Regions from separate parts of the Homo sapiens genome. Here region 2 is linked to region 1. A link is a contact called in ENCODE Hi-C or POLR2A ChIA-PET data. All regions are on one chromosome and are shown on one strand. Each heading gives the region's core, a stretch centred on a gene start or an enhancer-like site at or near the end of the contact. The rest is flanking DNA. Distances are from core to core; before and after follow the strand shown.

Region 1 (6,824 bases), core at 1,067-3,566:
CCCAACTACTCGGAAGGCTGAGGCAGAAGAATTGCTTGAACCCAGGAGGTAGAGGTTGCAGTGAGCCGATATTGTGCCATTGCACTCCAGCCTGGGTGACAAGAGCAAGACTCCATCTTAAAAAAAAAAAAATCATCTTTTAGTGATGAAATAATTGTGTATCTTAATTGTGGTAGTGGCTATGTGGTGGTGGACAGGTGATAAAATAGCACAGAACTACACACATTTACATGTGAAACTCTAAATGAGATCTGTGGATTGTCAACCAGGGTCAATTTTTTTGTTTTGCTTATTTTTATATTGATTTTTTATTTTTTTGAGACAAGGTCTCACCCTGTCACCCACCACAACCTCCAACTCTTGGGCTCAACTGATCCTCCACCTCAGCCTCCTGAGTAGCTGGGACCATAGGCACAAGCCACTGCACCTATTTTTGTAACTTTCTGAGAACCAATAATTATTTTTATTTTCTTTTAGTTTTCTTTTTTTTTTTTTTGTGACAGTCTTGCTCTGTAGCCCAGGCTAGAGTGTAGTGGTGCAACCTCGGTTCACCACAACCTCCGCCTCCCAGTTTCTAGCTATCCTCCTGCCCCTCAGCCTCCTGAGTAGCTGGGATTACAGGCATGTGCCACCACGCAGAGCTAATTTTTGTATTTTTTAGTAGAGACAGCGTTTTGCCATGTTGGCCAGGCTGGTCTCAAACTCCTGGACTCAGGTGATCCACTCTCCTCGGCCTCCCAAAGTCCTGGGATTACAGGTGTATGCCACCAGGCCCGACCCAAAAATTATTTCAAAATAAAGTTTTCCAGGCTGGGCGTGGTGGCTTATGTCTGTAATCCCAGCACTTTGGGAGGCTGAGGTGGGTGGATCACCTGAGGTCAGGAGTTCGAGACCAGCCTCACCAATATGATGAAATCCCGTCTCTACTAAAAATACAAAAAAATTCACCAGGTGTGGTGGCTTATGCCTATAATCCCAGCTACTTGGGAGGCTGAGACAGGAGAATTGCTTGAACCCAGGAGGTAGAGGTTGGGAGGCAGAGGTTGTGGTGAGCTGAGGTTGTGCCATTGCACTCCAGCCTGGGAAACAAGAGTGAAACTCCGTCTCAAATATACACACACACACACACACACACACACACACACACACAAATTAGCTGGGCATCGTGGCAGGCGCCTGTAATCCCAGCTACTCGGGAGGCTGAGGCAGGAGAATCGCTTGAACCCGGGAGGTGGAGGTTGCAGTGAACCGAGATTGCGCCACTGCATTCCAGTCTGCACAACAGAGCAAGACTCAGTCTCAAAAAAAAAAAAAAAGAACTTTTCCACAATTTTAAAAGATGAGTCAACTCATAATCATTTGAAATAATTTATTCAAAAGTATTCTAAGAAAAAGCATTTCTTCATTTCCAATCAGTTAATTACTATTTTCTCAATTCTATGACCTCCTGATTACAACTCAAGAATACCACAGTTTTCCTAGTTTCCAATCTAGAAACCTATGGGTTTTTCTTCTTCTTTATTAAACCTAGAAGTCACTTGCTACAGAGAACATATTTAAAAGGTACAGGCAAGCTTCCAAACGCATGGACAGGAAAAACAGGTATGAAGTGTAATGGAACTAAGGGGTGGAGATTTTATAACTCTCATTTGTTTCAACAGCCAAGAAAGGTGACCTACGTCCCCACCCGCCCAGGTCTAGGGCTCCAAGCTGGTATATGACTCACTATAACACCCTTTGGTCTTCCCTTCCACATCAGTGACCCTGCCATTTCTCACTTGCAGTCCAAGTTTGGAAAGATAAGTGGGTTTCTTCAATTCATATCCTGCAAAGAGATAAGGGTAACTTTCCCCAATTCCATTTATTTGTTTCATTTCATCATTCCCTCATTTATGGAACATTTCTGGAGCTCTCAGTACAAGAAATAAGGAAGAAATAGAACATGCTCCTTCCCTCAAGAAGATAGACACATTAACAATGAAAATGGTAATAATAATGCTAATATAGGCCAGCATGGTGGCTCATGCCTGTGATGCCAACTGTGGGGGGCGCAAGGCAACATAGTCAAGCTTATGTACAAGGCATTTGAGGTCGGGGCATGGAAAAATACTGAGGCGCTGTGTGTATGTTATTTGTGCATGAGAATGAAACTCGACCCTGAAAACAGGACAGGGAGTGGAGTGTGTGGTGTGATAAGGAACGCTGAAAACAGCCTCCTGAGAATGCAGTTTGAGTGCTTTTACAAGGCCACAGGTGCCTCACGACCCGACCTCAAAAACGCCATCTAGTGGATGTTTGTGGTTTAACAAGCCCTTTCAATAAATACTTGGCGGACGGATGCCGGGGCGGACTCTCTTAGAAGAGCTACCCCGCAATGCCGGGCGCGGTGGCTCACGCCTGTAATCCTAGCACTTTGGGAGACGGAGAGGGGTGGATCACGATTCAAGACCAGCCTGGTCAAGATGATGAAACCCCGTCTCTACTAAAAATACAAAAAAATTAGCCGGGCGTGGTGGCAGGTGCCTGTAATCCCAGCTACTCGGGAGGCTGAGGCAGAGAATTGCTTGAACCCAGGAGGCAGAGGTTGCAGTGAGCCGAGATCATGCCACTGCACTCCAGCCTGGGCAACAGAGCGACTCCGTCTCAAAAAAAAAAAAAAAAAAAGAAGAGCCACCCCCCATTCTAACTGGCGTGAGATGGTATCTCATCGTGGTTTTGATTTGCATTTCTCTAATGACCAGTGATGATCTTTTCTCGTGTCTGTTGGCTGCATAAATGTCTTCTTTTGAGAAGCGTCTGTTCACACATCGGGGCCTGTGGTGGAGTGGGGGGCTAGGGGAGGGATAACATTAGGAGAAATACCTAATGTAGGTGACGGGTTGATGGGTGCAGCAAACCAGGGCACGTGTATACCTGTGTAACAAAACTGCACGTTCTGCACATGTAACCCAAAACTTAAAGTATAGTTAAAAAATAAATAAGAGCTGCCCCCCGCCCCGCTCAGCTGGAATTGTCTGAGAACCCATTTCGTGGCATTCATTGTAAACTATAAGCTCTGCAAGTGGTGTCCCCGACATGATCGCCTTAAAGTTACGTGTGAAGGAGGAGAGCTCATCAATTTTCGGTGAATCTCCACCTGAAAAGAATTCAGAAGATTTAAAGGGAGAGATTCCTGACTCCTATCAGGAGGACACGACCCACACGTAAAATATCAGGTGTTGAGTTATCATGGGTCAGGAAATGACCAAAGAACAGAAAGTTTTTTTTGTTTGTTTGTTTGTTTTGATATGGAGTCTCGCTCTGCCGCCCAGGCTGGAGTGCAGTGGCGCGATCTCCGCTCACTGCAAGCTCCGCCTCCCGGGTTCACACCATTCTCCTGCCTCAGCCTCCCGAGTAGCTGGGACTACAGGCGCCTGCCAGCCTAGTAGAGACGGGGTTTCACCGCGTTAGCCAGAGTGATCTCGACCTCCCGACCTCGTGATCCGCCCGCCTCCGCCTCCCAAAGTGCTGGGATTACAGGTGTGAACCACTGCGCCCGGCCCAGAAAGTATTTTTAAAACAGTGCAACAGCTATTTAAGGCTGTCCAGTGCACTGTAGAGCCTGGAGCTCTACACAAGCTCATGCTTTTAATTCGGCAGGAATGTCCTTGGTTTCCTGATCAAGGAACCTTAGATTTAGAGCTATGGGAGCAGGTAGGTCGCTGCCTGAAAAGAGGATATGAGCAAGGTCATTTTACTAATTTTACTATTTTGACCACCTGGGCGCTGGTACACTCTGCGTTGTATCCTCTTTATCTGCCAGATCGCGGTTAGACGGCCCATTATCTCCACCTGAAAATAATTCAGAAGATTTAAAGGGAGGGATTCCTCTCTCCACTTCATTCCCTTCTATGGGGAATAAGGAAGAGATTTTTTCTAGTGAGGAAAGACAGGAACCAGAACAGCGGGGGCGGGGCAGTGCTCCTCTCTCTACTTCATTCCCTTCTGTAGAGAGGCCTAAGGAGGACATTTTTTCTAGTAAGGATAAGGCGACCGGAGCCTTTTCCTCCCCCTATAGAAAACCCATTGCCCTCCTTTCCTCCACCCTTCAAGGGACCTGCGTTTGTTGGCCCCGTTCGTTCGGCCAACAGCACCTCCCATCCCCCTTAAGGAGACTAGAGGCCGCCCAAGGGACAGTTCTTAGATAAGACCCCCTGGTCAGCGAACATCGGTATGATCGGGTGACCACGTCTCTCAACCAACTTCCCTGCTGGAGGGGTGCCTCCAGGAGGGAAGGAAAGTGGCTGATTATGATTGTCCTCCTAATATGCAAGTTCCCATTTCCTATTTCCAGCATCAGCCTTTCTGGCCTTGTCTTTTTTCTGTTTTTCTGGAGTACGAGGGGAGTTTGCATGCTGCCTCCTGGGTTTTATTCCAGCTAGCTGTAGCTTTCTTGCTGCCTACAGAGGCCTGGGGCAGGAGAGTTGCTAAGATGCCAGGGAGTGCCCATTTGGTCACTGGCAGTCTGGGCAGGTTACCCCTTTCTGGGTTTATGGTGACGGAGGGGAGGCCAAAAGGCACAGAGCAGGCAGCTCCAGCCAGGTCCTGAGGATCCGCCTCACCACGGTCACGTGCCTTAGTAACTGTGCCCAGGAAGTGGCCTGCTGCTGCTTTTCCTACTTCTGCCCTTCCCTGCCACCCCTCGCATGTCTCAGTTGACAAGCAATTTGTTGTCTTCCCTGGCCCCCTAGGGAAAGCGGTAAAAAACAGTCCATGTGCACCCCAACCTTACTAGCCTAAGGTGGGCAAAGGAGTGTGAAGCAGCCTAGAGTACAGAGCCCTGGGGGAGGAGCCCGCTAATAAGGGGCGCTCTCCTGTAGCCATATATTAAATGCTAACTAGGCTAAGGTGGAGGAGCTCTGCCAGCTGCTGTCATCTTCAGAAGACAGACACAGCAGTAAGGAATGTTTGTTTTGCTTTTTTATAAAATGTTTAAAAACACTGTGGCTAAGAAACTTCAAAGCAGACCCTGTGCTGCATGTGTGCTCCTCCCCTAAGCCCCTCTGCTTGGGGGTGGTAAAAATAATAAAAAGAACATTTTCAGTACCTTACCTAACAGGGTTGGCTCCAGGCGTAGGTGGCCTAGAAGATAAGGGGAGTGGTTTTCTCCCAGCCTGTTACTCTCTTGCCTCCAGCCTCCGCGCTTACACACACACTTTACCACCCTGTCATTCTCTAGCCTCTTACTGCCACTTGTAGTCTTCCTTCCTTCCTCTTAGGGTAAGGACAGCAACAAGTGGCAGGCTATTAAAAATAGAAGCTGCCTAAGGAGCCCAGAACGAATAAAAAGAAACCAGCCACAACCCTACTTTCCCGAGCTCACTTCTAAGACATTCCAGCTAAAGGCTGATGCAGGAAAATGGCCAACACCAAAGGACATTTTTTAAAGTTTTTTTTTTTTTTTTCTGTTTTCTACACACTTAAGCTAACTCAATGCAGGTTTATTATCCTGGCGACTTGCAGTCACATTCTAATGACTTTCAAGGGCCAAAATATAGTAAAAATCACTTAAAATATCCATCCCTTCCATGCCTTAGTTTAACAGGTAGGCTTTATCTTTTGCCATTTCTGTATTTTATGTTATGTACCTGTAGGGGTGGGTTGCCCCTACACACCTGTGGGTGTTTCTCGTAAGGTGGGACGAGAGATTTGGAAAAGAAAAAGACACAGAGACAAAGTATAGAGAAAGAAAGAAGGGGACCCGGGGAACCAGCGTTCAGCATATGGAGGATCCCGCCAGCCTCTGAGTTCCCTTAGTATTTATTGATCATCTGTGGGTGTTTCTCGAAGAGGGGGATGTGTCAGGGTCACAAGACAATTGTGGGGAGAGGGTCAGCAGACAAACACGTGAACAAAGGTCTTTGCATCATAGACAAGGTAAAGGATTAAGTGCTGTGCTTTTAGATATGCATACACATAAACATTTCAATGCTTTACAAAGCAGTATTGCTGCCCGCAGGTCCCACCTCCAGCCCTAAGGCGGTTTTTCCCTATCTCAGTAGATGGAGCATACAATCGGGTTTTATACCGAGACATTCCATTGCCCAGGGACGGGCAGGAGACAGATGCCTTCCTCTTGTCTCAACTGCAAGAGGCATGCCTTCCTCTTATACTAATCCTCCTCAGCACAGACCCTTTACGGGTGTCGGGCTGGGGGACGGTCAGGTCTTTCCCTTCCCACGAGGCCATATTTCAGACTATCACATGGGGAGAAACCTTGGACAATACCTGGCTTTCCTAGGCAGAGGTCCCTGCGGCCTTCCGCAGTTTTTGTGTCCCTGGGTACTTGAGATTAGGGAGTGGTGATGACTCTTAAGGAGCATGCTGCCTTCAAGCATCTGTTTAACAAAGCACATCTTGCACCGCCCTTAATCCATTTAACTCTGAGTTGACAGAGCACATGTTTCAGAGAGCACAGGGTTGGGGGTAAGGTTATAGATTAACAGAATCTCAAGGCAGAAGAATTTTTCTTAGTACATAACAAAATGGAGTCTCCTATGTCTACTTCTTTCTACACAGACACAGTAACAATCTGATCTCTCTTGCTTTTCCCCACATTTCCCCCTTTTCTTTTCGACAAAACCACCATCATCATCATGGCCCGTTCTCGATGGTCGCTGTCTCTTTGGAGCTGTTGGGTACACCTGCAGACTAACAACAGACAAAACAGGCACACAGGGATTAATATGAGATTTATAATCGTAGTACTTCCAATGGTCTTAACCCAAGTGACAGGGTTAAGATTTTCGAGGCCATCAGCAACTCCTGCAATTGCCTCAGTTCCT
Region 2 (6,085 bases), core at 52-2,551, 140 kb before region 1:
GTACATATATGTCTGTATCTTATTTTTAAAACATTTAAAGTTACTGATTTTATCATTCATATGGCAGCTGGATTTAGGTCAGAAAATGTTGAATATTAATACTTAAAATACCATATATTATTTATTAAAGATTTATGGAGATAGCATTTATGATATGATTTATGGATAAATCATTCCTTTGGTCAAGATGTTTCACCTTTGACTTAAGGCATTTTTGAAGCCTCACAAGTTTCTATTTCTTGATAAATTTATAGACTACTACTCTGAAAATGAAGTATCTTTATTCATTTTAAAGCCTACAATAAACTTATTTTAACTGTAATCACAGTTGCATTTATAGGTACTGGTATTCAAAAGGTAATTTGTCACCATGGAGAATTTGCTTCTTTGTAATTTTTATTTTTTTGATGTCTCCAGCATACTTCAAGATTATTAAACATTCATAATCTTAACCGAAAATATAGGTACATGGTAAACATGGAATCAATATTTTTGAATGCATAATTGTTTCATGAAATATTATAAAGAAGATGAAAAGAGGTAGGTCAGTGGATTTTGTCGATTTGAGTTTTTATTGTTCCTTCAAATAGGCGTTTCAGGAGATGGTCCACAGTTAAGAGAGTAAGTAGGGATAAAGGCACGATTGTAGGCCATTCTTTTTACCTGATTTGAAGTCACATACTTCTAATCACACAACTCCATTCGAAGAAGCTAGCTAATGTTTTCAAAGTTCAAATTAAGATCTGGGTGACAGACCTCTATCCTGGAAAGATCATTTTATGTTATTACTATGCACAAGTAAAGTAATCTAAGTTTTAAAATGGGATTGATGCTCCTAGAAGCAGAAATTATTTTATGTTCTCAACTGCTATATGAATTTTAGAGAAATGACCAGAAGACTAAGATGGCAGTGTTGTATTCATTTTTAAAGATAGGCAAGAAGACGCCAAGTAAAGAGAAGATAGCTTAGAAAGAGCTCAGTGTCAATCAATAAATCTTGTAGCAATAATGCTTACTTTAATTTTTTATTCAATTTTAGTCACATCAAAAACTTTGTGGGGCTAAATTGTCCAAAATCTTTGATTTATTCATATTTATGATATAAAATTTAAAATCTGATCATTATAAAAATCCTCAATTAGTAACATGGGAAAAATTGTATTCTATGATAGAAATCCAAGAATTTAAGGGCCATTTGGCCACATTACCTCCTCCATTCCTCTTTCTCTCTACATTGCATCCTGGGATCTTGGCACAAAACCAAGGTAATTTCCAGAAATTGGCAGTGCCCTGCCAAATGCACAGCTGCTGCTGTCTCCAACTCTTGCCTACTAATTTTGCACAAACCACTTCCTCCTCTTGGGGCCAAGAAACTCAGAAGGTAGGGAAAGTGTTCCTCAAGGGCAGATACGGGAGCACTTCCTGCACCCTTTGCGGATCGGGACCTGTTGTAAGGGCGGCAGTAGCATCACCTCACCTACAGACCTTCCCGGAGTACTTTCTTTTTCTTTTTTCTTTTCTTTTCTTTTCTTTTTTTGTTTTGTTTTGTTTTGTTTGTTTGTTTTTGTTTTGTTTTCGAGGCGGAGTCTCCCTCTATTGCCCAGGCTGAAGTGCAGTGGCAGCATCTCGGTTCACTGCATTCTCCACCTCCTGCCTGGGTTCAAGCAATTCTCCTGCCTCAGCCTCCCGAGTAGCTGGAATTACAGGCGCCTGCCACCATGCCCAGCTAATTTTTTGTAGTTTAGTAGAGATGGGGTTTCACCATGTTGAGCAGGCTGATCTCGAACTCCTGACCTCAGGTGATCTGCCTGCCTCAGCCTCCCAAAGTGCTGGGATTACAGGCATGAGCCACCGCACCTGGCTCCCATAGTACTTTCTTTTGATAAGGGTGCCATTCCAAACTTGCCCTTTATCCCTCCAATGTTCCTTGTCTTTTTCCCTTTGACTCTCAACATTCAAAAATCTTGCCCCACTTCCTTTCTGTCTCCTTCTAATTTATACTAGTTTTGATTTCTTATGAATTGAAAGGACCAAACAATCAGTTCCCATGAGGGTACCTGAGCCAGATTTGCACAGGGAGAGAGGAACTGAGAGGGCAGAAGACAGCCAGAGATAGTGGAACCACCTGTGTTCCCGCAGTTTCCACCTAACAGTCTCTTCACTGTGCAGTGGCAGCGTGTGGGTGTGCATACAAACACAGGTAAAACTTAGGTATTTTTAGCTTCCTACACTCTTCTTAAATGTAGAGTCAGCTCTGATCATATTTGAATATAGCCATGGTGATGATTTTTCTTTCCCTTTGTTCTTGTACCTCTCTATTTCTCTGCCTTTGTTGGGACCCGTTGGACTAGATATTCTTGGTGAGCATGAGGGAAGCCTATTTGACTACACATCTTTATACACCCTTGAGGTTTACCTCACCTCTGCCTACTCTGAGAGCAGTCAGTGGGTAGCCTCCTGCTGGCCTGTGGATAGGCGCAGGGTCACCCCGCTAGGTAGGCACTAGTGTTTCCTTGGGAATAGTTTTAGTGCATCTAGAATAGCACTGGGACTTGCTATTGTTTTTGTCATCAGTGGCCATGATACCACGGCTATTTGTTTCTCTTCAAATAAACAAACAACCATGCTAGTGGAAGGAGCTGGGCTGAGGAAGGAGGACTCATCTCAGCTCTGCCACTGGTCAGATGTTATATTAAGCAAGTCGACAATCTCTCTGAAATTTGATTCTCATATGTGAAATAAGTAGGTTGAACCATATTCCTTGATTGTCCTGTTTTCCCCTGATCTCTTAAATATCAAACGCGTATGATGACTGTGATTAGACTCATTCTCATGCCAATGGGAACAGGTCCACTTTACATTCATCCTTAACCTGTTAGAGATAGGAAAAAAATTACAAAACAAACATGTGTTTTTCTAACTTTCTGTGTATGAGCCCATCCTAACATTATGTATTGGGCAGAAGTTCGGGATAAAAAATTGACAAAGTAGAAATTTACGAGGAATTAATATAAAGTCTGATAGTTTGATTCAAAAAAATAAATCACACAAGTAAGTGTTTGGCTGAAATTCACATATATATTTGGGTATGCAATTCATGTGAGCCAATAGCACGTAAGACTTGTGCTGTATAGCAGGGGTTCCCAACCTCCAGGCCATGGTCTGGTACCAGTCTGTGGCCTGTTAGGAACTGGGCGGAACAGCAGGAGGTGAGCAGCAGGTGGGTGAGCGAGCAGAGCTTCCTCTGTGTTTACAGCCACTCCCTGTCACTTGCATTACCACCTGAGCTCCACCTCCTGTCAGATCCATGGGGCATTAGATTCTCATGGGAGCACAAACCCTATTGTGAACTGTGCATGCGAGGGATCTAGGGATCTAGGTTATGTGCCCTTTATGAGAATCTAATGACTAATGATCTGTCACTGTCCCCCATCACCCCCAGATAGGACTGTCTAGTTGCAGGAAAACAAGCTCAGGGCTCCCACTGATTCTACATTATAGTGAGTTGTAGAATTACTTCATTATGTATTACAATGTAATTATAATAGAAATAAAGTACACAATACATGTAATGCACTTGAACCATCTTGAAACCATCCCCCCTGCCTGGTCCGTGGAAGTAGTGTCTTCCACAAAACTGGTCCCTGGTGCCAAAGAGGTTGGGGACTGCTGCTGTATAGGATAACCAAGAGTCCTGGCAGCCAAGGCAGACCGGAAGTAACTGCTGAGTCACTGGCTAGGTCAGATAGTATGAAATCAGCAGTCTTAAAAGAGATGAGGCAGGGCAAGGTCAGAGAGGCCAAAGGCAGGAGACAGCTCAAGGTTGTGGCAGGTGATCAGCCAGAAAGTATAATGAGGAGATCAGTAATGTCAAAGCTCAGAGATGAGCACGAAAAGAACAGGGGAGGGGAGGCTGGAGTGGGTGGAATGGTGTCTGTAACAAAGGGCTCCAGTTTTTCTTCTTTCTTCCCCCTGCCCCAACCTTATATTCCCAGGGAGCTTCTCAAGGCCTAGATTTCTCCATACCCTATAATTTAAGTGCCTCTTAACCTAACCCCGTCCAGTTAAAGTGATCTCTCTGGTTTGTTAGGAGGGAAGAATCACCTGCACTGTATCGTAAGCTTTCAGAGCCCACGTGTGGCAGCAGGAGTTACCCTTGCTGCACACTGCTCCCCCACATTAGCCACTGCTGTTTCTGGGTCAGCAGCCCCATCACGCACGCTCTGGTCATTCCCGCTTCCCTGCCTCTGCCAGTGCTCTTGTTCGCCCCTGATTTCCTTCCGTCTGTCACACGCCTTACCTTTAAAGGTCCATCTCAAATCCTACCTCTTTTAGCATTGTTCCCATCTCTCTTGGCTCTGTAGAACGGAATATGGCTCACTTGTCATGGGGGATGATGGCAGGAGGTTATTCCTTCAGTGTAATTATTAGTTCCGTAAGTAGTCTGTGAGCTTCAACAGGATAGGAACCATGTCTTCAGAGATTGCCTGGTACAGGAGAGAATGTCATGATTAGGGAAAATAACCCGGTATTTCATCCCGGCTCTGTGACCTTTAGCATCTACCTCTTTGTAGGCCTTCATTTCCTTCCATGAAAAATAGGGATAATCATTCTGTGTTCTGGATTCCTTACCTAGGGATCAAAAACTTAGATCAAATGATCACAGATAACAGCATTTTTTAACCTGGAAAGCACTCTATGAAAGTGAGGAGTCATAAAATGTTCCATCGTGTTGTAAAAAAGGCAAAGGATTTGGGGAATCTGAACTTTGAGCTAGATTTTAATTCCTGCTCTATTACTTACTGAGTATATTACTTTAGAGAAATTTCTTCTCTTGTGAAATAGAAATGACATTATTACAAGGATTATGGTGCTGGAGCTGGCTTATACACCAGCTTTTAAGAGCCAATTGTCAAATATTTAGAAACTTTGCAAGCAAGTTGTTAAACTTTTATTAGCTTGAAATCTGCTGTGGTGGGAATATTTACACCAGGGAAATGAGCAAACACTACAAACCAGATTGCTGTTGTTTTGGAAAGAGCTGATTTACCAGTATATTGCTGATTATGTAAACAGCCTTCTGTAAATTGTAAAGCACTTTGTCTTACTTATTATTAAAAATAGTAATGGTAACAGTAACGTTCTATATCCACAGAATCTAGGCTAGTGCATGGCACAATTCTCAGTATATATTCTTTTTTCTTTTTTGAGACAGGGCCTTGCTCTGTTGCCCAGCCTGGAGTACAGTGGCACAAACACAGCTCACTGCAGCCTCGATTTCCTGGGCTAAAGTGATTCTCCCACCTCAGCCTTCCACCCAAGTAGCTGACACTACAGGCGTATGCCACCATGCTTAGCTAATTTTTGTATTTTCTGTAATTTCTGTATTTTTTGTAATGTTTGTATTTTTTGTACTTTTTGCCATGTTGTGCAGGCTGAGTATATATTCAATAAACACATTTTGAATTTAGCTTTATGATTTGGAAACTTCTGCCCCTGTGATAAATGAGCCCCATCTTTATCTTTCTTCCAATCTCTCTCTACAAAGTGTCTTTTTAAAATCAGATAGCATCAGTAAAAGCCTAGCTCCCTAGCTCAGTGCATGATGCATAGTAGGCCTTAAATTCTGTATGTCCATAGTTGAGCTAATCGTCTTCTTTCCCAACCTTTCTTTCTGGCATTTCATATCTCAGTTATTGACATTGTCTGTCTATTCATTATTCCAAATAAGTGATTTGAAAAGTCTTCCTCTCCCCTTTTTCTTTACCCACATCCATGTCTAATCAATTACTAGATCTTACTAATTCTACCTCTTAAATCTTTCCTGTTCTCTTCACTGCCATTGCTAACTGACTTATTCAGGTCCAAGTCATTTCTTTTTGAACTGTACCTTCTAACTGGACCTTTAGTCTTTCCCTTTGAATCTAACCTCTACTTCTATAGACGTGATTTTAATTTATCTGACCAGATTACTCCCTTGCTTAAAATTCCTTAATGGCTCTCTGTTGTCATGAGGATAAAACCCCAAAGATTTAGCTTGTCATACAGGCCTACCATAATCTAGCCTTTGCCTACTTTTTCTAAG

The links. Hi-C counts contacts between places; a loop is a spot of excess contacts on that map. ChIA-PET counts read pairs that join two places held with the same protein, here RNA polymerase II (POLR2A). Pooled maps may share reads with other maps.
Region 2: a loop to region 1 is called in a pooled map, with 4 times the contacts of the local background. The contact joins two enhancer-like sites. A Hi-C loop is called at or near these places in 2 of 37 single-sample maps with no recorded cell type and 2 of 50 pooled maps. POLR2A ChIA-PET finds 5 or more read pairs at or near these places in 3 of 52 experiments (HEK293T, PC-9 and activated T-cell).

Annotation. Positions count from the first base shown.
Region 1 is chr3:185,556,920-185,563,743 of GRCh38, forward strand. No RefSeq gene overlaps it. Among named protein-coding and RNA genes, the nearest start is that of LIPH, 7.7 kb to the left of the region's middle. RefSeq lists enhancers at 6,028-6,641, 6,642-6,824. Within about 2 kb of position 2,317, at least 16 of the 41 ENCODE cell types and tissues checked have a DNase peak (open chromatin) inside an H3K27ac peak, as active enhancers do.
Region 2 is chr3:185,419,635-185,425,719 of GRCh38, forward strand. The region is part of intron 1 of MAP3K13 (mitogen-activated protein kinase kinase kinase 13); the gene reads left to right. Among named protein-coding and RNA genes, the nearest start is that of MAP3K13, 60 kb to the left of the region's middle. Within about 2 kb of position 1,302, at least 4 of the 41 ENCODE cell types and tissues checked have a DNase peak (open chromatin) inside an H3K27ac peak, as active enhancers do.